Regions from separate parts of the Homo sapiens genome. Here region 2 is linked to region 1. Evidence: read pairs that join two places in POLR2A ChIA-PET (ENCODE). Cell type or tissue: Panc1. All regions are shown on one strand. Links, peaks and the distances in the headings refer to the core of each region. The heading gives the core; the rest is flanking DNA.

Region 1 (15,352 bases), core at 3,964-8,963:
CAATTCGGCAAACATACGTTGCGCGCCCACTGAGTGCCAGCGCTGAGCCAGCCTCACCCCGCCGCCTCTCCCCCCCGCCACCCGCCCCTTCCCGGCCGGCCCGGCCTGTCGGCTCCGTGACAGCAGCCGCCGAAGCCCCGGCCCCGCGGGAGCGGCCAGAGAGGAGCCGCCGCATGGCTGGCTCCGACACTGGCCTCCCCGGCGGCTCCAGGGGCAACGAAGGGTGGCGGCCGCTGAAGCGAGACTGGAGCCTGCTGGGGGAGTTGGCAGGGCTGAGCGGGGGAGGGGGAGGCCCTGGGCGGGCTTCTCTCTGGTTCTCTAAGGCCTGTCGTTCTCATTCCGTCGCCCTCCGGTACCGCCCGGGTCCCGACCCCTCCTGGCTTCGCGAGCCTGGGACGTGGTAGGCTCCCCACGCCCCCTCCCCCAGCCCAGGTGATTTACACGCGGGCTCCGCGAAGCGGCCGCTTCCCAATCAGGAATATCGACCCCGGGCGGGGCCCCCGGGCCGCATCGATCCCTCTAAGGCTCGGGATTTAAAAATGTCAAATTTGCCTTTTCCAGGCGGGCGGAGGGGGCGGGGGCCAGGCGGAGGGAGGTTGGGAGGAGGGAGGGACAGCAGGGCATCGACCAGGCGTCTGTGCTCAGAATGTGAAGTGACCCGCGCGTGCCCGAGCCCTGACACGGTGTGACCATCCTTGGGTTAGCAATCACCTCTGGATGGGGGCAGGAAGAAAGCCCTCCTCCTTCTCCTACTCCAGTGTCCGTGGGGTATTCTGCTGGGCTGGTGTATTCTTAGAGAGAAGAGCCCCAAGAGGAACAAAGAGAGAGCCCCCCAAAATGTAGGAAGACAAATTTGGAAGATTCCTAAATGTGGAAATATGCAGACACAAAGGAGGGTACAAAGCCTGGGCGCCGTGACTCACACCTGTAATCCCAGTACTTTGGGATGCTGAGGTGGGTGGATCACCTGACATCAGGAGTTCAAGACCAGCCTGGTCAACATGGTAAACCCTGTCTCTACTAAAAATTAAAAAAAAAAAAAAAAAAAAGCCGGGTGGAGCCTGTAGTCCCAGGTGTTCAGGAGGCTGAGGCAGAAGAATCTCTTGAATCCAGGAGACGGAGATTGCAGTGAGCCAAGATCGAGCCACTGCACTCCAGCCTGGGAGACAGAGTGAGACCCCGAAAAAAAAAAAGAAGAGGACGTTTACAGAGATAAATATACAGAAGCTCCAGGAGATACCCTAGCCCCAAGGAACAACAAGACAAAGGGAAGGGGTCTTGCTGAACAAAACAGGGGGCCAGAGATCCAGAGTCAGCCCAGCTCTCTGCTCTGTAAACCCAGGAGGTTCAGGGCTGGGAGGAGGCCAGGTTCAACTTCTTGGTGTTTTTGAGAATGAGGATTGAGAGTGGAGACCAAGCCAAACTGAAGAGAGTTATTATGGAGAGGAATTAGAGTGCAGTTAGCATTATCCTCCCAAGGCATAAACTAGTAATTAACTTGGACTTGAGACCCAAAAGGTTAGGGTCTCCGAGGCTGCTAGTACAGGCTCCAAAGAGATAGGCTGCCTTGGAGGTCTGAAGGTCAGCCTCTCTCTTCCTGAGCATCACACAGGCATCTGCTCAACATCTACCAACTCCTCTCTGGCCACCACCAGCCTAGGTAGGCCACATGGGTTGGAGATCACATCTCACATTTGGAGACCTTGTGTATGTGTATGTGTAGGGGTATGGGCTAGACAACTCTGGCAGTAATCACTTTGTTCCCCAGGGCACAGCAACTAGGTGTCCAAACTTTGGCCAAAAAAAAAAAAAAAAAAAAAAAAAAAAAAAAAAAAAAAAAAAATCCACTACTTTCAAAACCCTTGGGGTAGGGATGTTAGTGGTGAAGGTGCTGGAAGGGAGCAGCTGTCCTGACCAGCACTCTCACAGTTAACATCTAGCACCACCCCCACCCCCCACCCCAGCAGCACACCTCAGCTGTCACCGTGCGCACTGCCATTTCCTCCATAACTGGAGACAGAGCTGACAGCCAGCTGGGGGGTAGTGGGGAGACGGACACACAGGGAGGGGTGGTGGCTCATCCTCAGAGGGAATCTCACACCTCCACTGACAAAATCATACTGACACATACCTGGTACTGACACACACAGTCACTGACCTCCCACGTGCGATCCACATTCATCAATCCCTGTCATACACGCCATCTCTGAGTGCACAGTCACGCACAATCTCTCAGAGGTCAGGCCGAATCGCCTAGTCTTGAGACCTGCCTAATACCCTTCCTTGACATCTCAGACCTTAAATCACCTAACCCCAGAAGAGGGCTTAGGTCCCCGCCCTTGCTTCCCAGCCAGGGCCAGCTCCAACAACTGGGAGGCCGAGCTCAAGGAAGTCAAGTCCCAGGGTCAAGGCGAAGGACCGGGAGCAGATGGAGCAGTGGGACTGTTAAACGCTTGCCTTAGTCCCCTCCTGCTACTGGCCTCTTTCCCGGCACGTCCACTCGCAGCCCGCCCGGCCCGCCACCCGCCTGTCAGTCGAGTAATGAATGCGCGCTCGGGGCCACGGGCCCCCCTGGAGTCGTTCATCACTGCCAGCACCGCCCACCCCTCTGCCTCCCGCCGGGAGGGCTAAGCGGCCGGGGCTGTAAGAGCCCCTCACCCCGCATCTTGACCACTAATTGTCAGATTGAGATGTTGATTTGTCAGCTGGGAGCTAGCGCCAAAGAATCTGCAGTAAAACCTGGACTCCTTGAACTCCCTCTCGGCTCCCCTCGGGTTCGCCAGGACTTGGAGCCTTTTTTGAGCGGATGCGGATTGGTTGGATTTCACTGAACGGAGCGGGCATAGAAGCGCAGTGTCATTCAAAGCCGGCAGGAGGCGCGCCAGGCTAGAAACCCTTGGTTTCCCTAGGAGGGGTCGCCCTGGGCCTGGTTCCATCTGTACCTGCCGGACCTCTAAGGCTTGGTTCCCAGCTTCCCAGCAGGGGGCGCCCTGGACCCCGGGCCTCCGGTCTCCGCAGCTTTTGTTCCCTCTTCCCCACTGGGAGGCCCCAAGCCGCTAGCCCCAGTTTCCCTTCGGGGAGTGCCCGGGGCCATAATCCCCCACCCTTCGGCCAATGCCTCAGGCCACAGTCCTCCACTGCCCCGCAGGAGGCGCTCCTGCCGCAGGTCCGCCCTCGCCCTGTCCTGGGCGCCTAGGCTGCAGCCGCACCCCGCCCTCTCCCGGGCCGGGCCCAGGAGCTCCCTGGGCGGCCGGCTGAGTGACGGGCGGCCGGTGATTATGCGGAAGGGGGAGCGGGGTGCGCCGCGGGCGGCAGCGCTGACCCTTCACATTTCCGATCCGCTGGGACCCTCATCCATCCGAAGCTGCTCTTTGTCTGGCCGCCTAATTGCCGGCGGACAGGATGGATGGCGGGACCGACAGCCGCGGAATCCCTAATAAAGGCCGCGGCCGCCGGGGAGGGAGTGCAGGAGGGAGGGGGAGCAAGAGGGAAGGGATGGAAGAAGATGGGAGGAAGCACCGGGCAGCGGTCTCTGGCTCCGAGGCGCTGCGCGCGGCGCTCACTGAAGTCCAGCCCGCCTGGGGTGCTAGTTCGGGGTCCAGGTCCGGGTGCGGTGGGTTGGGGCTCGTTAAGTGTCCTGCTCGTCAGAGAAAAGCTGGGGACCCCAAGCAGAAAGAGCATCCTAGGGCCTTCCTCGCTTAGCCGAGCCCTCGAGACTTGGAGCTTAGCACTACCTCCTGGTCTCGGGGCTCTCATCAGTATGCGCCCCTACCTCAACTTCCCGCACCCCACCCGCCTCCTTTCACCTGTGGGTCTCCCAGACCCGGAGTCAATATCCCAGAGGAGAAATGAGGGGTCTGACAGCTCTCTGTGCAGCCGATCCCCACATTTCATTAACTGGAGGCTGGAGCTGGCAAGCGGTGGAGGCAGAGGGGGGCACAAAGGGAGGTGGAGGAGTCAAAGGCTAGGAGCAGCACCTGGCCAGGGGTGGAGGGCTGCCGAAGTAAGTCAGCAACAGCTCTGACCTGGCAGACACCTTGGAAGCAGTCTTTACCCACTCTCTGAGAAGCCAGGAGCTTGTCTTCAGCCCTGTGGACCCTGGTGCGATACTTTGAACTTAAGGTTGCACTGAGTTTTGGTGCCAGAGGCACTGGCTGATGAGTGGGAGCCCTGGGCCTGGCCGTGATGGCAGAGGCAGGAGGGTAGTCTCTGCAAGGAGGCAAACCATGAGCAGGTTCTTGGGCTGGGACGGTTTTCCCAGCTGCAGTCGGAGAACAGCCGGCTTCAGGCTTCCCTTTTGTCCCTTAAGCAAATTTTCCTTGACTCGCTTCGTTTTCCTTTGCCTTCCTTTTTCTCTGCCCTCTCTTCCTCCATCTGGACGGTTGTTCTCTGAAACTAACTTTGGCCATCCTTTAGCCAACAGTTGAGCACCTGTTGGGCATCATGCTTAACAGTGTCAGGGTGGGGGTTGGGGGATACACGGAGCCAAGACCCAACCCTTTTGGCCTCACATACAAAAGGCTCCCGGAAGCCATTCAAATCTCACTGCCCACTCCTGGCCTGCCTCTCTCACTCTTCCACTGCCTTGGGTGCCATTTGTCTCCTCTAGGGAACTGAGAAGGAAGCCAGGAGGTCATAACTCTAATTCCAGGACTATCCCTTACAGGGTGATAATGGACAAGCCATTTCCCCTTTCTGGGCCCCAGTTTTTTTATCTTTAAAATGGGGACAATAGATCTAACTCTAAAGGGTGCTGTGAGGATGCAACGAGAAGTTGCATGTTAAAGCCCTAAAATACAATAAGGACTCAATAATGTTGTTTCCCTTTCCATGCCGTCCCCTGTCCTCTCACGTGGATTCCCTTGTCTTCATACTAGAGGACTGCTACCAGGCAACCCAGGCTGCTTCCAGATCCATGTGATCTTCAATGTGGGAGTTGAAAGCCAGAGTGTGGGAATGAGTAGGGAGAACCACACTGTGACGGGCCCTGAAGGGGAGGAAGGAGAGAGTGCAAGGAAAAAAAAAAAAGTGTTTCCTTAGATCTTGATAAAATGTCAGGCAGCGAGGAGGTTTCTCTTCTCTTACTGATGAGGAAACTGAGGCACGTTCAAGTGATGCAGGCATATCATGCTGCTGGAGCCTTCCCTCCCAAGGGCCCTCTATTGCTCACCTCTTCACCCCCTTTCTTCCCTTGAGGGGGTCTGGGTCAGTGACAGTAAGTGTGAGAGAAGGAACAAAAAGAGAGAACTTTCAAGGAGCCAGGACCTTTCCACTAGACTTCATAAAATTTTAACATGAAAACTTCCACAGAGTAGAAGGCACATATCACATGCAAATCATATGCTAATCACATGCTAATCCAAAGTCTGGTCCTCAGAACTCTGACACACACCTAGCTATAGCCCTGGGGGGGATTCTGGGGATCCCCCTGGGTTCCAGGACAGGTGAGGGAGGCATTCCATTTAGGGTCAGTTTATGGAGTTAAAATTCATTTTAGGATTGAAGAGGAGTCGAGTATATAAATAGGGGTTAGGGTCAAGGCTAATGCAGAGTCAAGGACAGACTGGTCTGTCTGAAGGCTGCATTAACCTTTAAGTGGGGGAGCCTAGGAAACTGTTAAAGGCTTCCTCTCCTCTCCGCTCCCCCTGCCAACTCTGCCCCCCACTTCCACTGCCCCTTCTTTGTCCTGCAGCACACCCTTCTCTACCTACTTCCCATTCCCAACCATACCACCTCCCTGGGGCTTCCCAGTTTGGCTGCCAGAGGAGTTCTGGGAAAATTGTCCCAGACCCTGGCCTGGGCCCCAGCATTGCCTCGAGCCCAGACACTTGGCTTCTGGCCCAAGGTGCACAGGCTGGCCTTGGCCCCACCCAGGTCCCTTCTTGGCAGAATGTGGCAGCTGCAGGGGAAGCAATAAGGACCTGGTGAGCTGGCAGCTTCATTCCAGAGTGTGGGAAAAGAGCAACAGAACATGAATAAATTCATGGAGCTGGCCCCTCAGCTCCCCGTGAGCCAAGCCGGCTCCCCCGACCACACAGATCCGCTGCTGCCTGCAGCCCTGCTGGTCACCACATCTCACAGCCTGGGCTGGGGATGGGAGGAGAGGGGAAGCTCTAGAGAGAAGAGGACTGGGACCTGAAAGGGGCTGAGGTGAGGGACTTAAAAAGGGGACCTTGGTGAGTAGAATGAGTGGAGTGAGGAGTGTGGCTGGGCAGAGGGGGTCTCTGGTGAGTGGAGGGAGGGAAAAGGGAGGGAGAGGAGTCAGGACCTGGGGTGGATGGGGCCTGAGGATCAGGCAGGGGAGGCTGGTGTGAGCCTGGGCCTGCTCTCTGATCCATCCATCATCCAGCCTGGGGGAGCAGATCCGGAATTAGACATGCAGAGGGCTGACACGGCCCTCAGCCCCCCGAGGAAGACAAATGGCGACAAAGACCTTGAATAAAATTTGTATTTATGGTTGGAGGAGGAGGCCCCTCCCCCACTGACTGCCAATCCTTTCTCTCCCACTCCTTGCAGACATGTAGGGGCCTCCCCCAACCCCCAACACAGGCCCAGCCTTAGGAACCTCTCTCTCCCAGCATCATTATGAGGCGGGGGTCGGGGGTGCAAGGAAGGAGTACAGAAAACAAGAGAGGAGGAAATCACTCTCCATCCAATAATCATGCCCTGGTGTGCCCTGTGCCCTCCATCTTACACAATGTTCTCCCATACATGATAGTCCTGGCTTATCCTGGTCTCTAAGAGGCCTTTGCAGCTGCTCACCTCCAGGGTCTCCAAATGCCCCCACTTTTTACCAGTCCTAGAACCTGTTTTCCTAGCCTCTGGGGTCCCTGTGAGCAAGACATTTTCCCCAGAAGGCCCAGGCCCTAAGAGAGGATGCAGCCAGTAGCTTTTTCTCTGGACTCTGATCTAGCAATGCCTGTGTCTAGCAATGTCTTGGCCGCTCGGAAAGACAGATACAGTCCCCTCTTACAGGAGGGTGCCTAGCACCTAATCTGCATTTTACTTACATTAATTTGCATGGCCAACTTCAACCCCCACCCAAATACCCATTATGTGGGATCCAACTTCTCTGGGTTTCATCTAACAACAAACTCTTGAAGAAGGAGGAAGGGGCAGAGACTCCTGGGACTGGATAAGTCTGGGACCAGGGCAGGGGTGGCATTGGGCTGAGCTGGGCAGGGCAAATGAGAAGACAGCTGTCTTCTGACTTCCTCTCTGTCCAGTAGAGTCCTTCATTCTCAGTCCCAAGGTAGGAAAAATGGCATTTGTGGGCTCCAAATTGAGGGACTAGGAGGAAGACAAATACAAATACCTCCCTTCAAACAGCCCTCACATATACATACACAAAGACAACACACAATCCACAATCGCACTCACCCAGGGACACACAGGGCCAGGATCCCATGGCCACCTCCACACTTTGGAGCACACTGTCACAATGCACAGGCCCAGAGCCTAGCACTGCTGGCAGAGCCGCCCTGCCCCCGCATCTTCCCCACAGTTGATATGTCACATTGGAGTCCAAACACGGACCTGGGTGTCTCTCTGCAGCGCGCCATTTACATTTCTCTCTCGATCTGTCAACCTGTCCCGGCTCTGTCTCTCTTCCTCTGTCTCTGTCTCTCCCTCTCCCCCTCTGGGGCTGTCAGTCCGTCTCTTTTCGAAGCTTTGTCTCTGTCTCTGCATCTCTATCTAGCTTTCCTTCTCTTTGATTTCTGTCGCTCCTTCTCTGCTTTCTTGTCGGTTTCTTGCTTGCTCCCCCGGGCTGATCTGTTCTCTTATTTTCTCTCTCTCTCTCTCTCTCTCTCTCTCTCCACACAAACACACACACACACACACACACACACACACACACACACACTCCGCTCCGCGCCCCAATACTGAGGGGTGGGGGTAGGGTTGGCTAGAGATTTGCCTTTTCCAGTTCAGGCCAACTAGTATCAGTTGAATCCTTTACCATGTTATTCGGTCACGGGCGCTGAGGTGCGTGGGGTGGTGAATTTCTATCTTTTCTAGCCCTTCTTATTTTGTTTTCTGTTTGTTTGTGAGGTCCCTCCCCCTCATTTTAGCTCGGGAATCTACCCCTGTCTTCTCTGCGTGTTTGTATCTTGACCCCTCTTTATCCCATCGCTGTTTTGGGTTTCCTCTGGCCTCTGAGAATGCCAAACTCCGGGTAAAGGGTAAAAGTAAAGATACAGCGGGGGCCGCGAAACCCTGAAGAACCCGCTCAGAGCCGGGAAGGAACCTAGGGGCAGTGGGGGAGTGGAGGGGAGGCGGGGAGGACGTGGGTGGGGGCCGCTGCCTGCCCCGCCCCCGCACTTCCCACTCTGGGCACCAGGGGTCGCTCCGCCTCTGGCCGCTTATAGTGGCTCCCGCCGCGCGGCGCCTCATACCACCCGCGCCCGGGAGGGAGGGGAGGAAGGTTAGGGAGGCGGAGAGGGACCGCGCCCGCAGGAGAGAGGCGCGGGCCAGGGCTCTAGCAGGGACTGGGGCCGCGGCAGGGGTAGCAAGGTGAGTCGGTGCTTGCCAAGAGGCAGAGCGCAAAACCTACTAGGAGATCGCGCCCGGTGAGCAGCACCCGCAGCTCAGAGCCCGGGACGTCCGGAGCGCGGGGAGCAGTCCCCTCTCCATCAGGGAGTGGTCTATCTGGGCAGTCTGGGACCCAGGCACCGCGCCATCCCTGAGAGAGCAGCAGTCTGGAGAGCAGGCATCTCAGATCCCTAAGAAACCAGCCGTCCGAGAAGCCGCGGATCTCAGGTGCCCAGGATCGTTAGGACTGAACGGGAGGGTACTAGAGGACCACTGGCTCTGGACCGTCGGGAGCTGCCCCTGACGTAACCCACGAGGGGCCTCCCCTTGACGGACGGCTTGGGGAGCGGCACCGCCGCGGCTGGAGCCCGCAGAGGCAGGGTAAGGGGAGCGGGGGGCAGCCGTCGGGGGAGTGCAGACCCAGGCCCAAGGCGGGTCACCGCCTCCTGGCCCGCGGAGAGCCCCGGCCCCGGCAGCCATTGCGCCCAAGAGTGAGGAAGATTTGCTGGCCCTGGCAGCGTCGCGGCTGAGCCGCCGCAAGAGGGTGGCGGGCGCGGCCGTCGGAGTGGCCATGGTGCTGCTGCTGCTGGTGGCCATCCCGCTGCTGGTGCACAGCTCCCGCGGGCCAGCGCACTACGAGATGCTGGGTCGCTGCCGCATGGTGTGCGACCCGCATGGGCCCCGTGGCCCTGGTCCCGACGGCGCGCCTGCTTCCGTGCCCCCCTTCCCGCCAGGCGCCAAGGGAGAGGTGGGCCGGCGCGGGAAAGCAGGCCTGCGGGGGCCCCCTGGACCACCAGGTCCAAGAGGGCCCCCAGGAGAACCCGGCAGGCCAGGCCCCCCGGGCCCTCCCGGTCCAGGTCCGGGCGGGGTGGCGCCCGCTGCCGGCTACGTGCCTCGCATTGCTTTCTACGCGGGCCTGCGGCGGCCCCACGAGGGTTACGAGGTGCTGCGCTTCGACGACGTGGTGACCAACGTGGGCAACGCCTACGAGGCAGCCAGCGGCAAGTTTACTTGCCCCATGCCAGGCGTCTACTTCTTCGCTTACCACGTGCTCATGCGCGGCGGCGACGGCACCAGCATGTGGGCCGACCTCATGAAGAACGGACAGGTGAGATGCCCCTCTCCCCAACCCAGCTCAGACTGGTCGCTCTCTAGATCTCCCTGCACTCATCCCACAACCTGAGATTATTCCCCGAAACAGCGTCACTGAATCCAGGAACGCGAGGCTGCCAAGAACGATAGATGACTTCATTTACCCACAGAGGAAATTGGGGGCCAGAGAAGGAAAACCTTCTGCCTAGGGCCTCACGGAGTGTAGGAATGGTGTTAGAATTAGAACTCAGGACTTAAACCTGAGTGTCTCTGCAGCTGTGACCTCACATTGCAACTATGGGCAACACCAGATGTCTTTGGTGTCTCGCCCTGCCAACTCGCTTCTTTTCTCGTCCTGTCTTGGGCTATCCTTTCTTCTGCGGCAGCCCCCCTGGCCTTTGGGTCTCTCAGCCTTGCATTGGACCAGCTAACTGGAGTCTAGGCTCCTTCGAATTAGAATGGAATCCATGTCTCAGGCAATAGGAAGTCAGCAGCTGTTCTCATGTTGAGGGCATTCGGGTTGGATGTTTGAGGAAAAGGTATAAAAGGAAGAAAACATTTGCCTGCTCACTTCACCTGCCGATCAGCTGTTCTGTTGCTCACCCCAGGGCTGGGGGCCTAGAACGGCCTTGCCCTCAGCAGAGTCTGTGGCTTGGCAGCTCAAGGGCCAGCCAGGTGGCTGGAATGAATGGATTTGGGGGAGGAAAGAGGCAAGGGACAGGTAGAATAGCCTTGGGCCCTGGCCTGGTCTTGTAGGCCCCACACCCTCCCTAGCAATCTCTCAGTATCCAGGTTCCACAGTTCCCTGCCCTTGTGGGCAGTTGGAGTCACTGTTGCCTCTGTTTTCGGGGAATAGCCCCAAGGACTAAGCTCTAGCACCAAAATTTCACACATAGTGGGAACTAGAGGCCGCAGGTGTGGGGTAGGTGGGAGAAGGTGCCAGAGCTGCACAGGCTGCAGAGGGAGGTTGGGGCTGAGTGGTGACCTCTGGATGTCCAGCATGAAGGGGGTGGTGGCGACCCAGGAGCTTCAGGCCTGCAGGAGCCTGGTACCGCGGCAGCATCTACCTGCCCCGAGACCTGCTTTGGGATCTCATCCCAGCCGGGCTGCCCCAGGAACCCGGGGAAAGGGAGTGAGTGTGCGTCCTCATGGAGTGAAAGAATATGTATGTGTGTCAGGGAGTGTGTGTGAGTGCGGAGTGCGATGTGAGAGTAGAGCGGTGTCTATCTGTATATGACATCGAGTAGGTGTGCTTGGTCCATGCAGGGTATCTGGGAGGAGGTGGAGGGGGCCAGTGTGTAACTAATTCGTGCGGGTTTCAGAGGGGGAGGGGACTGCGCAGCTCCCACTCTGTATTCTTCAGTGCGGGCGCTGCGGCCCTGGGGACGGTAAATAGTGATTAGAATAATGATGAATAATTAATGAGTTAATAACCAGCCCCTGTGGGACTCTCTAGAAGAGGGGGGCTGAAGGCCCGAAGCGACCGCCATGAGCCCGGAGGGGAGGAAGTGCTCCCTGTTCTGGCAGAAGACGACCCCCCACGCCTGGGCACCAGTGGGTGCTTGGTCGGGAAATCCGCGCCCACAGGCGAGAGCGCAACAGTGCACCTTATCATGGCCCGCACCCTATGCACACGCACAGGCACACCTATGCCCCACCACTGGGGAAGCCAACCCTCCATGAGGACTGACAGGAGGTCCCAGCCGGTTCAGAATTTTAGAAATTATCCTATAGGCAAAATTTTATTTTATTTTATTTATTTTTTGAGACAGTTTCGCTCTTGTTGCCGAGGCTGGAGTGCAATGGCGCTATCTCGGCTCACGGCAACCTCTGCCTCCTGGGTTCAAGCGATTCTCCGACCTCGGCCTCCCGGGTAGCTGGGATTACAGGCATGTACCACCACGCCCAGCTAATTTTGTATTTTTAGTAGAGACGGGGTTTCTCCATGTTAGTCAGGCCGGTCTCGAACTCCCGATCTCAGATGATCTGCCGGCCTCGGCCTCCCAAAGTGCTGGGATTACAGGTATGAGCCACCGCGCCTGGCCGACAAATTTTATTTTTAAAATGAGAATAGTAATTTGAAAATGCATTAAAAATAATTTAAGAATGGAAACCACTGAGCCAGGCGCGGTGGCTCACGCCTGTAATCTCAGCACTTTGAGAGGCTGAGGTGGGTGGATCACCTGAGATCAGGAGTTCGAGACCAGCCTGGCCAACACAGTGAAACCCCGTCCCTACTAAAAATAGAAAAAATTAGCTGGGCGTGGTAGTAGGCGTCTGTAATCCCAGCTACTAGGGAGGCTGAGGCAGGAGAATCGCTTGAACCCGGGAGGTTGCAGTAAGCCGAGATCGTGCCATTGCACTCTAGCCTGGGCAAAAAGAATGAAACTCCATCTCAAAAAAAAAAAAAAAAGCAAACCACTCTTCTGAACACACTTCACATGTAGTAATTCACTTAATCTTAACACCCTATGAGGTGGGTTCTATTATTGTCCCTCACTTTATAAATCAACTCGAGGTCCAGAAAAGGCGTGGTATTTGCTCCGCGTCACACAGCTAGTGAATGGCAGAGCTGGAGCAACTCCGTGATGTCCTACCCTCCTCCCTGGTCCTCCCCAGCCCCTGCGGCGGCTGCCCGGCCGCCTTCGCACGCCCAGCCGCCCCGACCCCTCTCGTCACCCCAGCTCCACACAGAGCATGAGCAGGTTCTTCTCCCTCGATAGGTCCGGGCCAGCGCCATTGCTCAGGACGCGGACCAGAACTACGACTACGCCAGCAACAGCGTCATTCTGCACCTGGACGTGGGCGACGAGGTCTTCATCAAGCTGGACGGCGGGAAAGTGCACGGCGGCAACACCAACAAGTACAGCACCTTCTCCGGCTTCATCATCTACCCCGACTGAGCCGGCCCCGCCCCGTGCCCCCGCTCGCCCCTTCTCTCCCGTCCTCACCCACCTCCTGCCCGCCCCACCCGAGGCGCCACCCCACCCTTTGAGAGCCTGGCGGTGGGGTGGACCCTTCCGTTCCCGGAGGCGGCCTAAATGGGCGAACTCTTGGTGCTCAAGGGTATAAGTGGCCGGGAAGAGGAGGAGACCCGGCCAGAGGAGCAGAGCGACTTCCGGAGGGATCACCCGCACCCAAGTGCGCGCTGGACCCCATAGGGGCAGAGGTCGTGGCTTTCTCTTTTGTACAGAGATGGGGAGCAGTTTTAATAGCGGGACTCAGAGGCCCAGAAAGCCGGAGGGAAGCCCCCGCAGCTTGCGAGGGAAATAACAGAAACAGGAGGAGCCCATTTAGGCAAGAGAAGACATTAAAACAGGGTAGTGCAGGTTCTCCGTCACAACTTTCTCTCGCCACCCTCTCGTCCCCTCGTCTCCACTTTCAGGCTCAGGCTCCAGCCTTGGCAGCCTTCCTGTGAACTGGAGGAACCAGTGAATTCTTTCCTGGCATTTAAAACGCATTCTGTACAGTCCCCATTCCCCCCTATCCGGACTAGGCCCTGGGGCTACAGCTGCTGCTGCCTCTTCTAATAAAGTGAGGTTGGGGGATTGTGTGTGGCTGCTTAACTTGGTGCATAGACTGGGGGGAAAGTGGCGGACCCTTTCCCTCATTCCTCTAAAGAGCTCCTACCGTGCTGTCAGTCCCTGCCAGAGGCAAAGTTTTAGTTAATTCCAGGCAAGGCCTGCCTCTGGCAGAAAAGGGGTGTGTGTGTGCTTCTACTCTGCTATGGGGAGGAAGAAGGATGGTCTGTTTCAGGAGAGCTTTGGGGCCTCACGCTGTAGGTGGAGGGAGACACCAGCCTAATAAGGGAAGAGTCCAAAGGTCTGGGTCTGGTGCTTCTGCTTTTCTGCCCAATGCACGCAGAGAGTTCTAGAAGAGGAGCTCTAGGGGGTGAAGGAGTCGTCTAGGGCTCCTGCAAGCTAAGTGAGACTGATCTCAAAAAGCAAGGGGAACAGGGGTTCCAATTGCCCGCCAACATATTTACAGAGCTTGCGAGGGAGTGGGCTTGGCAGGAGTGGGAGGCTCAGAGCTTGCAAGGGGGTGGGCTAGGCAGGAGTGGGTTTCCTCCTTCCCTTTCAGGATTCAGGACGGCTTCTGGATGGGAGCCTGGGGGATCCCAAGAGCCCAGGGCTGGCCTCTGAGCTGGAGGACACTGCCATCCTGTGGGCAGTGGGAGAGTGACAGCAGTAGCTGGCCTGTTTGGACACTTAGCTAGACACGTGGATACTTTAGAAACTTTATTGAGGACAAAAGTGGGCGGCTCCCAGTCCCATGGGCAGACCGACAATAAATAAGGGCTAAAAGGAAGAAGTACGGCAGGGCAGGAGTGGTTGTCTCATCATGGAGAGCCCTGGGGGGCAGCAGAACCAACTGGAATGAAACACTGGAGACAGAGAAGACCTTGTCACAGCTCAGCCAACCTTGCACTGTAGCCAAGCCTTCCTGCTGACCTCTCTGTGAAGAAGCCCAGGTGGCCCCCTGTCCCTGTTCCCCACCTCCCATCAGGCTCACTGTGCAGCCACAGCTGGGCTGTGGGTTGGAGTCTCACCAGGGCATCCTGCCATTCGAGTAATGTAGCCACAGGGTTGGTGCAGACCCGGGTGGGGCCTGAGGGAGGGGCTCGGCTGGTGTAAAAGGCACACTCATCGTCCAGACGAGCCTCGTGGAAGCAGTGGATGGCGGTTAAACACGATTTGAGGCGCTCCCTCAGGGCTAGGGTTCGAGGGGCCAGATTGCTGAGGCCTGAGGGGCATGGAAAATTTAGAGGGAGGTCTGGGGTCCTATACTTCCACCATGTACTGTCCTCTCCTCCTCCCCCACCAACGGCCAAGCCAATTAGGAGCACAGGGCTGGAAGTGCAGCCCCTCCCCTCTTCCTGAGGGAGAGCCAGGCTGGGCCAGGGTGGAAGGTGTGGAAGCATGAGATTGCCTGGGGTAGGGGCAGGGCAGGTGTGCAGCTCACAGTGAGGTGAGGACCTCTTGTGTTCACACTCCTTCCCAGCCAACTCCTTACCTGCCTGGCCTGCTGGGGGTCTCAAAGACTGGAGTGAGCAGATAGGGGGGCTGGCACAAAGCGGGTGTTGGGAAGAGAAGATCAGGCTGGTGGTTGCTGGAGCCCACTGACTGCAGCAGGGTGGTAGACTGGACTCTAGACTTCTATGTTCCAGGGTGCAGGGCTCTGATGCCCCCAGCTCTACCCTAGGGCAGGGCCCTGGGGGTCCAGACTGCCCCTGGGTGCTGGGCTGAAGGGGCCCGGGTTCTGCTGGAGGGCAGGGCTCAGGTACCTCAAGCTGTTCCTGGCGAGAGGACTCCGGTATCTCAGGCTCAATCCTACAGTAGGACTCTAGGGGCCTGGGTTCTGCTGGAGGGCAGGGCTCAGGTACCTCAAGCTGTTCCTGGCGAGAGGACTCCGGTATCTCAGGCTCACTCCTACAGCAGGACTCTAGGGGCCTGGGTTCTGCTGGAGGGTAGGGCTCTGGTACTTCAAGCTGTTCCTGGAGGGAGGGCTCTGGTATCTCAGGCTCACTCCTACAGAAGGCCTCTGGGGGCCCAGGCTCTGCCGGAGGGCAGGGCTGTGGTTCCCCGCACTCCTCTGGAAGACAGGGCTTTGGCAGCCCTGAGTGTTTTAACAGTCCAGGAAGGTGGGAAGTCCCAGAGTTATGCTCTGTGGCATTCAGAGTTCTAGAAATCTCAGTCAGCAGGGGCTGAAGTTCAACCATATCCAGAGA
Region 2 (15,352 bases), core at 5,297-10,296, 120 kb before region 1:
TCTGCAATCTTGCCATTTTACAGGAAAGGAAGAGGAGACCTAGAGCAGTAAAGAGATTTCCTAGCTTGCTAGGACAGCCTAACTAGCTAGTGACAGAGATGGAATTTAAAAATTGAGTTTGTTTGGTTCTAACAGTCAGTGTTTTATACTATTACTCATGTTCACATTGCCTTTCTTATTTACCTTCAAAGTTTTTAAAAAAGAGGATGTCACACAATTGTTCTTTATTCCCTTGAAGCTACAAAGGAAGTCTGAGCTTAAATTAAGGCAGAAACAAATATGCTGAATATAAGTTTAAAGTTTTGATGGGTAAGCAACAAAACACTGGAACAAGGCTAACAGGCTAATGATATTTCACAAGTCTCTTCTGATTGCTCCTCAAGAAGATCATACACAACTAACTGTACTAGGTGGTTGGGACACACTCAAAAAAAGGTAACTGAAGGAGATGATCTTATGGCATGATTATCACTAGGCAGAATTTAAGAAGTCTTGCTAACAGATAAGAACCAGAAGGTACATGAGAAGCAAATGCAGTTGATTTACCAGCTGGTGAACTGCTCCTAAGTTATATTTTTCTTTCTCTGATCTCTATTATTGTTTTAATTTGTACCAAAACCACAAATATAATTTACAATTTAGTTTGGAATTTAACTTTTAGAGAAAATAATAGACTTAAAATGGTATATAAATAATGTAAATACTTCAGGTGGAAGTGAACAAAAGGCTCAAAACATTTCTAGCACTATCAATAAAACCAGTCTATTTCACATAGAAAAAAATTACTCCTAAAAATGAGAAATGGGGTCAGGAGTGGTGGCTCATGCCTGTAATTCCAGCACTTTGGGAGGCCAAGGCAGGAGGATCTCCTGAGGTCAGGAGTTCAAGACCAGCCTGGCCAACATGATGAAAACCCGTCTCTACTAAAAATACAAAAATTAGCTGGGCGTGGTGGTGGACGTCTGTAATCCCAGCTACTAGGGAGGCTGAGACAGGAGAATCACTTGAACCTGGGAGGTGGAGGTTGCAGTGAGCCAAGACTGTGCCATTACACCACTCCAGCCTGGGCAACAAAAGCAAAACTCCATCTCAAAAAAAAAAGGAGAAACAACTTGGTAGCCAGAATAAAATCTTGTCTTTGAGTTGTCAAAAAAGTACAGTTCAACCTTTTTGAATGAGATGAATGAAAAATCAAACATTTTTCAGGGAGAGAGTGTTGAGTTGCATGTTTTTTCCTTCTTTTTTTTTTGAGACAGAATCTCACTCTGTTGCCCAAGCTGGGGTGCAGTGGCGTGACCTTGGCTTACTATAACCTCTGCCTCCTGGGTTCAAGCAATTCTCCTGCCTCAGTCTCCCAAGCAGCTGGGATTACAGGCGTGCAGCACCACGCTCAGCTAATTTGTATTTTAACAGAGATGGGGTTTCACCATGTTGGCCAGGCTGGTCTTGAACTCCTGACCTCAAGTGATCTGCCCGCCTCAGCCTCCTAAAGTGCTGGAATTACAGATGTGAGCCACTGTGCCTGGCCCATATTTCTCAGCTGTGAAAAGTTTTATTTTACTTTGTTTTTTCTTTTTTTTTTTTTTTTTTTTTTAGAGACCCAGCCCATAGTGCAGTGACAGGATCACAGCTCACCGTGGCCTCAAACTCCCAGGCTTGAGTGATTCCCCTGCCTCAACCTCCCAAATATCTGGGACTACAGGCACACACCACCATGCCTGGCTTTTTTTTTTTTTTTTTTTTTTTTGAGACAGAGTCTCACTCTGTTGCCCAGGATGGAATGCAGTGGCGCAATTTCGGCTCACTGCAACCTCCGCCTCCTGGGTTCAAGTGATTCTCCTGCCTCAGCCTCTCAAGGAGCTGGGATTATAGGCGCCTGCCACCACGCCCAGCTAATTTTTGGTAGAGACTGGGTTTCACCATGTTGGCCAGGCTGGTCTCGAAGTCCTGACCTCAAGTGATCTGCCTGCCTCGGCCTTCCAAAGTGCTGGGATGGCAGGCGTGAACCACTGTGCCTGGCCATTAATTTATTTTATTTTTTTGTAGAGATGGGGTCTCACTGTGTTACTCAGGCTAGTTTCAAACTCCTGATCTCAAGTGATACATACTCCTGCCTCAGCCTCCCAGAGGTGCTGAGATTACAGGTGTAAGCCACTGTACCCAGCCTTATTTTACTTTGTAAAGATTTTTATTAAGTACTCCTTTATGTAAATCAAATGGTTACAGAACTTATAAAAGAAGAAAGAAGTGGACTTATGGTTACTTTCAAACACATCTATTAAAAATAATTATACCACATTACCACAGTTCTCAAAAGTTCTATAGCTCAGCAAAATTACGTAGCAAGAAAAAAAATTCTAGGCCCAGTGTGGCGGTTCACACCTGTAATCCCAGCACGTTGGGAGGTCGAGGCAGGTGGATCATGTGAGCCAAGGAGTTCGAGGCCAGCCTGGGTAACATGGTGAAACCACATCTCTACAAAAAATACAAAAATTAGCCAGGCATGATGACACGTATCTGTAGTCCCAGCTACTTGAGGGGGTGAGATGGGAGAATGGCCTGAGCCCCAGAGGCAGAGGTTGCAGTGTGCACAGATCACACCACTGCACTCCAGCCTTGGTGACGGAGGGAGACTCTGTCTCAAAAAAACAAAAACAAAAACAAAAACAAAAAAAAAGGCCGGGCACAGTGGTTCACGCCTGTAATCCCAGCACTTTGGGAGGTCGAGGCAGGCAGATAGCCTGAGGTCAGGAGTTTGAGACCAGCCTGGCCAACATGGTGAAACCCCGTCTCTACTAAAAATACAAAAATTAGCTGGGCATGGTGGTGGGCACCTGTAATCCCAGCTACTCAGGAGGCTGAGGCAGGAGAACTGCTTGAACCTGGGAGGTGGAGGTTGCAGTGAGCCAAGATCGTGCCACTGCACTCCAGCCTGGCAACAAAGCAAGACTCCATTTCAAAAAAAAAAAGAAAAAAAAAAACAAGAAAGAAAAGAAAAGAGTGAAAGAAAAAGAAGAAAGAAAGAGAAAAAGAAGAGAAGGAAAAGGAGAAGAGAAGAGAGAAAAGAAAAGAGAAAAAGAAAAGAAAGGAAAAGAAGAAAAGAAGGTCAGGTGTGGTGGCTCATGCCTGTAATCCCAGAACTTTGGGAGGCCGAGGCGGGTGGATCACGAGGTCAGGAGATCGAGACCATCCTGGCTAATACCGTGAAACCCCGTCTCTACTAAAAATACAAAAAATTAGCCGGGCGTGGTGGCAGGTGCCTGTAGTCCCAGCTACTCAGGAGGCTCAGGCAGGAGACCCAGCTACTCAGGAGGCTGAGGCAGGAGAATGGCATAGACCCAGGAGGCAGAGCTAGCAGTGAGCCAAGATCGCGCCACTGCACTGCACTCTAGCCTGGGCGACAGAGCGAGACTCCGTCTCAAAAAAAAAGAAAAAAAGAGTCTAGTGTACCATCCCCAGAGAGAGAGATGCAAAAAGATGTTTTAAATGTTCAAGATGATTCTGATATATAGTCAGATACAGGAGAAAAATATCATCTGACAAAATCAGGACTCCCAAAATATAAAACAAGTTATAATGGCTTGATCTCATCCTTCCCTAATCTCTAGAGTCTGTCTTCAGAGGAAATTAGGAACAATGTAAAGTGCATTAGCAATCTGTGGGAATCACAAACAAGCCCACTTCCAACCTTGAATTACTCCCCAAGTCTGCTTTCTTCTAACCAGTGCTAGACTCAGAGATCAGTCAGGAAAATATAAAGAGTTATACATATCTGGGACAGGCGCAGTGGCTCACGCCTATAATCCCAGCACTTTGGAAGGCCAAGGTGGGCGGATCACGAGGTCAGGATATCGAGACCATCCTGGCTAACACGGTGAAACCCCGTCTCTACTAAAAATACAAAAAAAAAAAAAAAAAAAATTAGCCAGGCATGGTGGTGTGGGCCTGTAGTCCCAGCTATCGGGAGGTTGAGGCAGGGGAAATCTCCTGAACCTGGGAGGCAGAGGCTGCAGTCAGCCGAGATTGTGCTGCTGCACTCCAGCCTGGATGACAGTGAGACTCCATCAAAAAAAAAAAAAAAAAAAAAAAAAACAAAGAACAAATTATTTAACAATAAACTTAAGAAAAATGCAAGAGTTGTACATTTAAATCTGTAAACCATTGCTGAGAGAAATTAAGATCTAAATAAATGCAGAGATATAGTAGTAAGTTCATGGACTGAAAGCTTCCATGTTGTTAAGATGATAATTCTACATGAACTGGCCTACTGATACAGTGCACTCTCTATCAGATTCCAAGCAGATATTCTTGTAAGAACTGACAATCTGATTCTAAATTTTGTATGTAAATGTAAAGAAACCAAAATAGCCCAAAAAATTCTGTGGGGAAAATCATTGGAGGATGTATCTTCCTTACTTATTAAACTATATTTACTATAAAGCCATACTAATCAATACAGTGTACTAGCATAAAGACAGACATATACATCAATGTAACAGAACAGAGTCCAGAAATAAATCTTCACATGGTCTACTGATTTTCAACAAAGGTGTCAGGGCAATTCAATGGAGGAAAGGATAGCCTCGTCAACAAAACGTGCTGTAACAACTGGATATCCATATGCAAAAAAGTAAACTTAGACTCTTATACCTCATATAAAAACTAACTCAGCCAGGCGGGGTGGCTCACACCTGTAATCCCAGCACTTTGGGAGGCTGAGGCATGAGGCAGGTGGATCACGAGGTCAGGAGTTTAAGATCAGCCTGGCCAAGATGGTGAAACCCTGTCTCTACTAAAAATACAAAAATTAGCCGGGCGTGGTGGTGGGCGCCTGTAATCCCAGCTACTCAGGAGGCTGAAGCAGAGAACTGCTTGAACCTGGGAGGCGGAGGTTGTAGTGAGCTGAGATTGCTCCACTGTACTCCAGCCTGGGTGACAGAGAGAGACTCCGTTTCAAAAAAACCCAAAAACCCAAAAAAACTAACTCAAACAGGATCACAGACTTTAAAATATATGAGATAAAACTATAAAACTTCTGGGAAAAAGTCTTTCTGACTTTGAGTTAGGCAGAGAATTCTCAGACACGATACCAAAACCCAATCCGTGATAGAAAAAAAAAAAAAAAGATAAATTGGGCTTCATCAAAATTTAAAACTTCTACTTTTTAAAAGACACCATTAAGAATTTTTTTTTGAGATGGAGTCTCACACTGTCACCCAGGCTGGAGTGCAATGGCGTGATCCTGGCTCACTGCAACCTCCGCCTCCCGGGTTCAAGTGATTCTCCTGCCTCAGCCTCCCAAGTAGCTGGGATTACACGCACCCGCCACCACACCCAGCTAATTTTTGTATTTTTAGTAGAGACAGGGTTTCGCCAGGTTGGCCAGGCTGGTCTTGAACTCCTGACCTCAGGTGATCCACCTGCCTTGGCCTCCCAAAGTGCTGGGATTATAGCTGTGAGCCACCGCGCCCGGCCCATTAAGAAAAGTAGAAGACAAGCCATGGAATGGGAGAATATACTTACAAATCATGTACCTGATAAAGAACTTGTATTCAGAATATACAAAGAACTCTTAGAATTCGATAATAAGACTCCAAAACTTTTAAATGGATCAAGAATTTGAACAGACATTTCACCAAAAAAAATATAAATGGCTAATAATCACATGAAAAGATGGTCAACATCATTAGTCATTAGGGAAGTACAAATCAAAACCACAATGAGATACCATTACACATCTATTAAGATAGCTATAATAATAAAAAAAAAAGACTGACCATACCGAGTGTTGGTGAGGATATGGAAAATATGAAATCCTGATACACTGCTGGTGGGATTGTAAAACTGTGTATCGCCACCTTGGAAAACAGTCTGGAAGTTTCTTACAAAGTTAAAGAAGTCCACTCCTAAGTACCTCCACAAGAGAAATGCAAACACATGTCCACATAAAGACTTGTAAGCAAATGTACATAATTGACAATCATTCATAACAGCACAAACTACAATCCAAAATGAATAGCAACTGTTAAATGGATAAATGTGTTATAACAAGACTACTTAGTAGTAAAAAGGAGCAAACTACTGACACATTCAACAATATGGAGGAACCTTAAAAACATTACACTAAGTGAAAAGAAGCCAGACATAATATCTATATTGTACTAATATGTGTATATGAAATTTCTAGAAAATGCAAAAATAAAGTGACAGAAGATCAATGTTTGCCTGTGGCTGGGGTAGGGAGCAGGAATTGATCACAAACAAGAGAATATTGGGGGATAAGGAAAAGAGGGTTTTGTTTCTGTTTTTTTAAGAGACATGGTCCCGCTCTGTCACCCAGGCTAGAGTGTAGTGATCATAGCTCACTGTAGCCTCAAATTCCTGGGCTCAAGTAATCCTCCCACCTCAGCCTCCCAAATAGCTGGGACTGTAACAGGCATGTGTCAGTATAATTGGCTAATTTTTTTATTTTTTGTAGAAACAGAGTCCTTTTTTTTTTTTTTTTTTTTAAGATGGAGTTTTGCTCTTGTTGCCCAGGCTGGAGTGCAATGGCACGATCTCGGCTCATCGCAACCTCCACCTCCCGGGTTCAAGCGATTCTCCTGCCTCAGCCTCCTGAGTAGCTGGGATTACAGGCATGCACCACCACACCCAGCTAATTTTTTTTTTTTTTTTTTTAAGCAGAGACAGGGTTTCTCCATGTTGGTTAGGCTAGTCTCGAACTCCCAACCTCAGATGATCTGCCCACCTTGTCCTCCCAAAGTGCTGGGATTACAGGCGTGAGCCACCACACCTGGCTAAGACAGAGTCTTACTATGTTGTCCAGGCTGATTTTGAACTCCTGGCTTCAAGCCATTCTCCTGCCTCAGCCTCCCTAAGTGCTGAGATTATAGGCTTTAGCTACCACACCCAGTCGGAAAGTGTTTTAAAACAAGATTTTGGTGATGGTGCACAACTCCATAAATTTACTAAAAATAATCAAATTATACACTTGGGCAAATTTTAAGGTATTTAAATTATACCTCAATAAAACTGTGTTTAAAAGGGCTTAGATGTTGCCACACTGTCAAATCACTATCAAAGAGTTCCTAAACACTCTTCATTTCTATATACTTCTCCAGTTCACAGACAGGAATAGGGTCTACAGCCCACACTCTAAGAAGCACAGCTCTGACTTCTGCTAGATATTGGCTAATAGGCTTGGAGTAATCAATAGTTTTAACTGAAACTGACTTAATTTAATTTAAGCTGTTCAAGTTTAACTCCACTAAGTATTTCATTAAATAAGGAATTTACAAGTATTACTGACAAAAGGAAAATATGAAAACATGGTCTATTGCTGAATAAAAACATAACTCATTACAAAATGAGAGCCTGTAAATGAAATACCACTAAGAACAATGACTACCATAGACCCTTCTTTTTAATGTAGTATAACCAAGTTGATAAAGTCAGTGTATTTACAGATTAGACTACTAAAACCCAAAGCAATGACACTTTAAACGTATAAATGAATAAATGAAATGTTGTAATATTTTATATGTCATGGGACCAAATATCAGACATGCAAATGAATTACATGCATAGATTTGTTTCAGAGAAAGTCCCAACAACACATAAGCTTTACTTTGTTTCCAACTAAGTGTAAATCTAGGCTAAGTTCAACCAAAACTGGTAAGCACTTAGTGTCTATGTTGTAGTCTATTTTTTTTTTTTTTTTTTTTGAGACAGAGTCTCTCTCTGTTGCCCAGGCTGGAGTGCAGTGGCATGATCTCTGCTCACTGCAAGCTCCGCCTCCTGGGTTCACACCATTCTCCTGCCTCAGCCTCCTGAGTAGCTGGGACTACAGGCACCCGCCACCACGCCCGGCTAATTTTTTTTTTTTTTGTATTTTTAGTAGAGACGGGGTTTCACTGTGTTAGCCAGCATGGTCTCAATCTCCTGACCTTGTGACCCACCCACCTCGGCCTCCCAAAGTGCTGGGATTATAGGCGTGAGCCACCAGACCCGGCCTATGTTGTAGTCTAAAATTTAAATTCTTTTATAGTTAATATTTAAATTCATTTTATAGTAATTAGAAAAAAGCAACTGATGGGGACAGGAGGCAGAGAAATTCTAGGCAGAAAAGGGTGGGTCACCGGTTAAAACGCCACCCTCAAGCCAAAATGCCTGAAACCTTGGCCCAATGTGAGAACTTATATCTCTGTTTTCCTGTTTGTTGCCTTTTCCTAAACCACCCATGGCCCCACCCTGCCCCATTCTGTGCCTATAAAGACCCCAGACTCAGCTGGCAGAGAGGAGAACTAGCTGGACGTCAGGATGTCGGAGAGAAGTGGGTTGACTTTAGAGGGACAGCTTGATGGTGTAACTTTGGAGAAAAAACTAGCTGGAGACAGCTGGACTTCAGGGAAAGATTATCTACCCGCACCCCACCAACCCCTTTTCAGCTCCCCTTCCTGCTAAAAGCCACTTTCATCAGCAATAAAATCTCCCGCATTTACCATCCTTCAATTCATTCGTGTGACCTCATTTTTCCTGGACACCAGACAAGAGCTCAGGAGCCACGAGTGCAGATACAAAAGGCTGTCACACTGGCCCTTTGCCCTTGCTGGCAGAGGGCAGCCACCCCACACACGGGGGGAAAGGGCCCACTGAGCTGTTAACACTTAAGCCGTCCACAAATGGCAGAGCCAGAAGAGCACTGTAACATGCCCTCTGGAGCTTCGGGGGTCACAGGCACCCCACAGCCTGGATGCTGCCACGGGGCCCACACAGAGTTCACCCCTGCTGGTACTGAAGCAGCCAGCCGGTTCCAGCACTCATGCCCTCCAGTTCCTTCCTTGTTCACTCGCGCTCTCCTTCCTGTGAGGAGTTGAGAGAGGCAGGCTGAGTAAAGGAGAGACTCCTGCAAAGGGGCCAGGGAAATATCCTGCTTCACAATGATACTTTTTTTCTACAGCTCTGGCAAAACACAGACATGAAATAAAGACTCTCTAGTTTTAAAAAGGTCAAAGTAATTTGCTGAAGTTAACTTTTTTTTTGGAAAAATTAAATGCTCAACTTTTCCAGAACCCTATTTTTACTATAGTATTTCTCATTTGCAGGGTGAAAACAGATGCTCAATGTTTCAAGCATAACTGGGAAAAAACAAACTGAATTATAACAACTAAGAAAAAACAAACTTGGGTTATTAAAAAAAACTTTTCCGTTGGTAAATTTCATTCCACAGAACAGTTCAGCTTTAGTAATCTAAGCATTCCTTAGAGCTCAGATTCTTCCTATAGATTTACTACACAATGAAGCTACAACTACAAATCTGGTTTATTTACTTTCTTATAAGGTTTTTGAATTATCAAGTCAAAATTAGGTTTAAAAGAATTTTCTTCATATTTAACATGTGAGACCTGGATCTATGAATAGCTTTGCTTTGAATTAAAGAACATTAACTTTGAACTGGAAATTAAATTGAATGAGGGGAAAACGCCAAGATATCTATGATCATTCTTTTAATCAATATATTCCAATTATGTACAATAGTTCTAGTGCTGTTGTTCACTTTGTCCCTTGAAATTTTTGCAGCTATTCTAGAAAAGTAGAAAAAGGTTTTACAAAGTCTTTGTTGTCCTTCCCTCCATTATAACTACCCTTCTATTTCCTGACTCTTTGCACCTTGTATTTCACTTTAGATAAGAAGCTAGAAGAACATTCCCGGAAGGAAAGCTAAAGAAGGAAACAAAACCCAGAAACATTTACTCTTGCTCCACTGCCTTTCTCTAGAAAAATGCCAACTCAAACAACATAGAATATCCTGCAGCAAGCTAGCCCTCTTAACACATCTCCCTAACATATGTTCAGTATTCAAAAATGCATCTTCAAGATTGTTAAGCATATTACAATTTGCTAAGTTTGTGTGAGTAGAAAAGCTATTGTTATATGAATTAATTCCCAGACTAGTAATACACAAAGCGATAATCTAATATCCATAAATACTTGTAAAACCATTCAAAACACATTAGAAGGACAGTTTTTAAATATACAGCTATAAATGGGGATCATTATAACTATGCTTTTAACAATTTATGCCCACATGTAATCTTACCCTTCTGGTTCTGTTTCCTGGACATTGTCGTTTCTTCGATCTCAAAAAATATACAAGAAAAGTATCCTTTTGCCTTGTCTGGGTTTTGAGTGTAGGTATCTCTGATTTAAAAGTGGGCAACGGAAGTGTGCAGTTGGAAGCAAAAAATACGAAATCCTGCTGTTCGAAATTCTGCTCACTAGCTGTTAATCTCCTTTCCTTTTCTTGTATCAACTTCTTGTCAGGAAGTATCATTGCAGACATTCATGTCTCCTTTTCCAGGGAGATTCTGGAGGGAAAAACACAAACACACATATACTATTACAGTAATGACTATCTGTACAAAATTTCTGAGATATCCACAAGGTTTCTTTTGTATTTCTGTATACAAAACTAGTTTTTAAGTACTATAGAAACAATGTAGCTGCTGAAAAGCAGAATTTTTCTTAAGAAAAGTTAATCTTAGAATCAGATTATCCTCTTAGTTTAGAAAGTATGTTCTCTTAGTCTTATTTTTTGTATCCATCTGAAATATCCCCATCTCTGCTTTGCAAACTAAAATGTTACACCTCTTACCACTCCCTAAGATCTTTCTTTTTTTTTGAGATGAAGTCTTGCTCTGTCACCAGGCTAGAGTGCAGTGGCATGATCTTGGCTCCTCATTGCAACCTCTGCCTCCCGGGTTCAAGTGATTCTCCTGCCTCAGCCTCCCGAGTAGCTGGGACTACAGGCGTGCACCACCACGCCCAGCTAATTTTTGTATTTTTAGTAGAGATGGGGTTTCACCATGTTGACCAGGATAGTCTCTATCTCTTTACCTCGTGATCCGCCTGCTTTGGCCTCCCAAAGTGCTGGGATTACAGGCATGAGCCATTTGATCTTCCCATCCAAATCAAGGGTCTATTCTCTTCCTCTAGAATTTCTTTTTTTGTTTGTTTGTTTGTTTTTTTGAGGCGGAGTTTCGCTCTTGTTGCCCAGGCTGAAGTGCAATGGTGTAATCTCAGCTCACTGCAAACTCCGCCTCCCAGGTTCAAGCGATTCTCCTGCCTCGGCCTCCCAAGTAGCTGGGATTACAGGCGCCTGCCACCACACCTGGCTAATTTTTTTTTTTTTTTTTTCAGTAGAGACAGGGTTTCACCATATTGGCCAGGCTAGTCTCTTGACCAGGCTGGTCTCGAACTCCTGACCTCGTGATCCGCCTGCCTCGGCCTCCCAAAGTGCTGGGATTACAGGTGTGAGCCTAGAATTTCTTATATCTAACCTCTCCTCAGGTTTCCCAGCTCAAATATAGCTATAAAAAATATGGGGGGGGGGGGGGACGTGAAATGAGAAACACACTCACTGTACAAACCCAAAGAATGGACTTAGAGGCACGAAGAACAGCAAACGTGAGACTTTTTAATAACGGTCTAGCCAGGTGCAGTGGCTCACGCCTGTAATCCCAGCACTTTGGAAGGCCAAGGCAGGCAGATCACCTGAGGTTGGGAGTTCAAGACCAGCCGGACCAACATGGAGAAACCCCGTCTCTACCAAAAATACAAAATTAGCTGGGCATAGTGGTGCATGCCTGTAATCTCAGCTACTCAGGAGGCTGAGGCAGGAGAATCACTTGAATCCAGGAGGCGGAGGTTGCCGTGAGCCAAGATCGCACCATTGCACTCCAGCCTGGGCAACAAGAGTGAAACCCCATCTCAAAAAATAAATAAATAATAAAATAAATAATAATAATAATAATGGTCTTGCAAGATCAGGTGTCTGGTGGGCAGGCACACCGGGACAGTCACAACAGGTAATTTATCTTCTAGCACACAAGTCCCTCCACCAGTTCCTCACTGGTTGAGTACTATGGGGTTACAATCTTCCTGGACATTGCCGAAGTTTTATTATCCCCCTTATAAGGTTATACCCCATCTCCTTCTCTGCTTAAATTTTGATTTCCCAATTACGAAACTTTCTTCCCTTTTATGGGCTGACCCCTCCTCTACATTCTATTCGCTTATTGTGACCTAGGTGCATGAGCTGTGCAGTTTGCTACATTTGCAGGCCAGCTGCCAGTACTTAGATTTATCATGCCTTGAAAACAAACCATTTAAAATGTTTTATCACATGAAAGGAGGGAAGTGCAAAGGAATTTTAACATGGAAAACTGAAACATCAAAATGAGATTAGTCCATATTGCAGGAAGCTCCTTTAAATTACAAAGATACAAATGCTGTTTTTCTATATTACTAAACATTTTAAAGATACATGCCCAAGATTTCTGGGTAAAGAAAGCATAAGTTCCTGCCAGCAGAGATGTGCTAACAATTAAAAAAAAAAAAAAAAACGAGATGGAATTTGCAACCTCCACCTCCCAGGTTCAACATTTCTTCCGCCTCAGGCTCCCGTGTAGCTGGAATTGTAGGCATGCACCACCATGCCCAGCTAATTTTTGTATTTTCAGTAGAGAGAGGGGTTCACCATGTTGGCCAGGCTGGTCTTGAACTCCTGACCTCAAGTAATCTGCCCGCCTTGGCCTCCCAAAGTGCTGAGATTACAGGCGTGAGCCACTGCTCCTGGCCAATATTTTTTTTTTCTTTTCCTTTTTCTGGAGACAGAGTCATGCTCTTGTTGCCTAGACTGGAGTGCAATGGCGCGATCTTGGCTCGCTGCAACCTTTGCCTCCTGGGTTCAAACGATTAACCTGTCTCAGCCTCCCAACGAGCTGGGACTACAGGCACCTGCCACCACACCCGACTAATTTTTGTATTTTTAGTAGAGACAGGGTTTCACCATGTTGGCCAGGCTGGTCCTGAACTCCTGACCTCCAGTGATCAGTCTGCCTCCGCCTCCTGAAGTGTGGGATTACAGGCATGAGCCACCATGCCTGGCTGAAAAATAATTTTTTTAAGCATTATAAGGATTATGGAACTCATACCTGGGCACCTGACTGGAAAAACATTTACAAAATGCAATGCAAGAAGGAAAGGAGAGTACACTTATATTAAATAATTTCCAATTTGAAAAGAGGAGACTGAAGAGTCAAGTAGGTAATTCTGCGAAAGTTTTAAAAAATATTCCATCAAGATTAAGAACCTCTACAAACCACAGTGGGACCTCAGGAAAAGCAGGGTGAGTATTTGAAACTTACCATCTTCCAGAACACTGAGCCAAGCTGTGAGAACCAGCCAAAGCCTATGGAAATATACAGAATATACCCCTGGATAGGGCACACTTAATAAGATTTTAGAAAAAAGAACAGAACTCAGATCTGCCAAAAACAACTGAACCCTTCAGTGGCAAGCTTCTCAACAGCACATGTCCTCAGGTTAAAGAAAACAGGATGAGGCCGGGCATGGTGGCTCACACCTGTAATCCCAGCACTTTGGGAGGCTGAAGCAGGTGGATTACCTGAGGTCAGGAGTTCTAGACCAGTCTGACCGGCATGGTGAAACCCCATCTCTACTAAAAATACAGAATTAGCTGGGCATGGTGGTGCATGCCTGTAATCCCAGCTACTCGGGAGGCTGAGGAAGGAGAATTGCTTGAACCCGGGAGGCGGAGGTTGCAGTGAGCTGAGATCACGCCACTGCATTCCAGCCTGGGCAACAAGAGCAAAACTCTGTGTCAAAAAAAAAAAAGAGGATGAAAGCAACAATCAACAACTAACCATAGTGGATGAGCAGGGGTGGGTCAGATAGGTCCCAAAGAAGTTTAGAAACATATCAAGGTTATTTCATCTATACTCTGTAGCTGCAAACAGAGCTATCCACATATAACATGAAGAAGATAAATAAAAATGACATAGCAGCTATCAAACCTACTATAAAAAAAGAGAAATACAATGAGAGAAGAAATTTCCATGCAACAGATGAAGAACCCAACCTGGAAAACAATATAAACCCTCAAACCAAAAGCAGATTCCTCCTTGAATACTTATTTGAATATTTCAAATAAGAATTTGAATTCAAGTTGAATTCAAAAAAAGCTATAAAATAAATGATAAAAATAGAAGGAAAGTAAATCAGATTGCAAAGTTAAAGAAAAACTGGAAAAAAATTATGGATCCAATAAGAAGTCAGAAATAGCAAGAAACAGAATAGACACAGATGAAAATAGAATGAATGCAATGAAGCAAACCTTTCAGAAGAAAAAACAGAGAAAACAATTATAATAGAAGATAACATTAGGGAACAAAAAATGATCCAATCTAAGAATAACTGGAATCAATACAAGGACTTAAAAATTATAGGACTCAATATAGGGAACAGAAAAATCATTTGCAGACAATAAACAGGAAATTTCCCTTTAAATAAAGACCTGAATCTGTTCATTCCCCACCACCTCCAATCCATCAGAAGAATCCCATGTGTTCTACCTTTAAAATACATCCAGAGCTGGACCACTTCTCACCACATCCACTGCTACTACCCTTGTCTAAATCACGAGAATCTCTCATCCTGAGTCTTCTACTCTGCCACTCTCGCTGCTATTTCACTATGGCTGCTATTAAAATTATAAGACAGATTATGTCCCACTTCTGCTGCTGAAAGCTCTCTGGCAGCTCCCCATTTCATTCAAAATAAAAGCCAGTCCTTACAGTGGCCTAAGTAGTCTTGTCTGTTCTGATGTCCTTCCTTTACCTTTACTCCACTGGAGCCACACTGGCCTCTTTATCATCCCTTTTACACTCTAGATATGCTCTCATCTTAGAGCTCTGAAGGTGTTCCCTCTGCCAGGAATGTTATTTCCCACAGTTATCTACATGGAATACTTCCTCAATCTCCTTCAGGTCTTTTTTCAAATGTTATCTTCTCTGTGGTTATTCACAAGAAACCTACTGAACCTATGGTAAGAACAGTGGCAGTCTATGGCTGCTCCCATCACATACCCCCAAGGTGACTGGGAAAGGTAGTTCTACCAAGGCAGGGAAAGCCATGAAAACCAGCAGCTTCACTGACAGAGGGGGCTGACTTGTGAAGCAAAGCACAGAAAAACCCCATACCCACAGGCAGGCAGTAACAGTTCGCTTTCTTGGTGGCAAACAAGCAAGACCAAGGGCTCAGCTAGCCTGAGGTTGCTGTCATGGTTGGTGCAAGCAAAAGAACAGGAGATTAGATAGAAATTTAAAAGGGAAATCCAGAAACAAGACTAAGGGACCTGGGCACCATGGCTCATGCCTGTAGTCCCAGCACTTTGGGAGGCCAAGGTGCGGGGACTGCTTTAGCCCAGGAGTTTGAGACCAGCTGGGCCAACATAGCAAGACTGTGTCTCTACAAAAAATACAAAAATTAG

The links. ChIA-PET counts read pairs that join two places held together with the same protein. Peaks named below come from ENCODE experiments on the same cell type or tissue, not always from the same donor. Only the 100,000 strongest peaks of a DNase experiment are listed, where the experiment ranks them.
Region 2: POLR2A ChIA-PET joins it to region 1 with 21 read pairs; 6 of 35 experiments call an interaction of 5 or more read pairs at or near these places.

The regions. Positions count from the first base shown.
Region 1 is chr12:49,330,229-49,345,580 of GRCh38, reverse strand. C1QL4 (complement C1q like 4) reads left to right here and starts at 8,393. Exons shown (of 2, transcript NM_001008223.2): 1 at 8,393-9,640; 2 at 12,348-13,172. The coding sequence starts at 9,104. The coding sequence ends at 12,527. TROAP (trophinin associated protein) reads right to left here. Exons shown (of 15, transcript NM_005480.4): 13 at 14,638-15,352; 14 at 14,174-14,367; 15 at 13,850-14,008. The coding sequence ends at 13,964. RefSeq lists silencers at 1-28, 49-148, 179-368, 3,213-3,352, 8,220-8,629 and enhancers at 2,500-3,011, 8,998-9,797, 14,610-15,111. In Panc1, for the core only: CTCF peaks have their summits at 8,339 (motif pointing right) and 8,617; no DNase peak of the experiment used is centred there; H3K4me3 peaks cover 1,114 bases.
Region 2 is chr12:49,455,785-49,471,136 of GRCh38, reverse strand. SPATS2 (spermatogenesis associated serine rich 2) reads right to left here. Exons shown (of 14, transcript NM_023071.4): 3 at 10,100-10,367. The coding sequence starts at 10,124. Among named protein-coding and RNA genes, the nearest start is that of KCNH3, 76 kb to the left of the region's middle. In Panc1, for the core only: no CTCF peak of the experiment used is centred there; no DNase peak of the experiment used is centred there.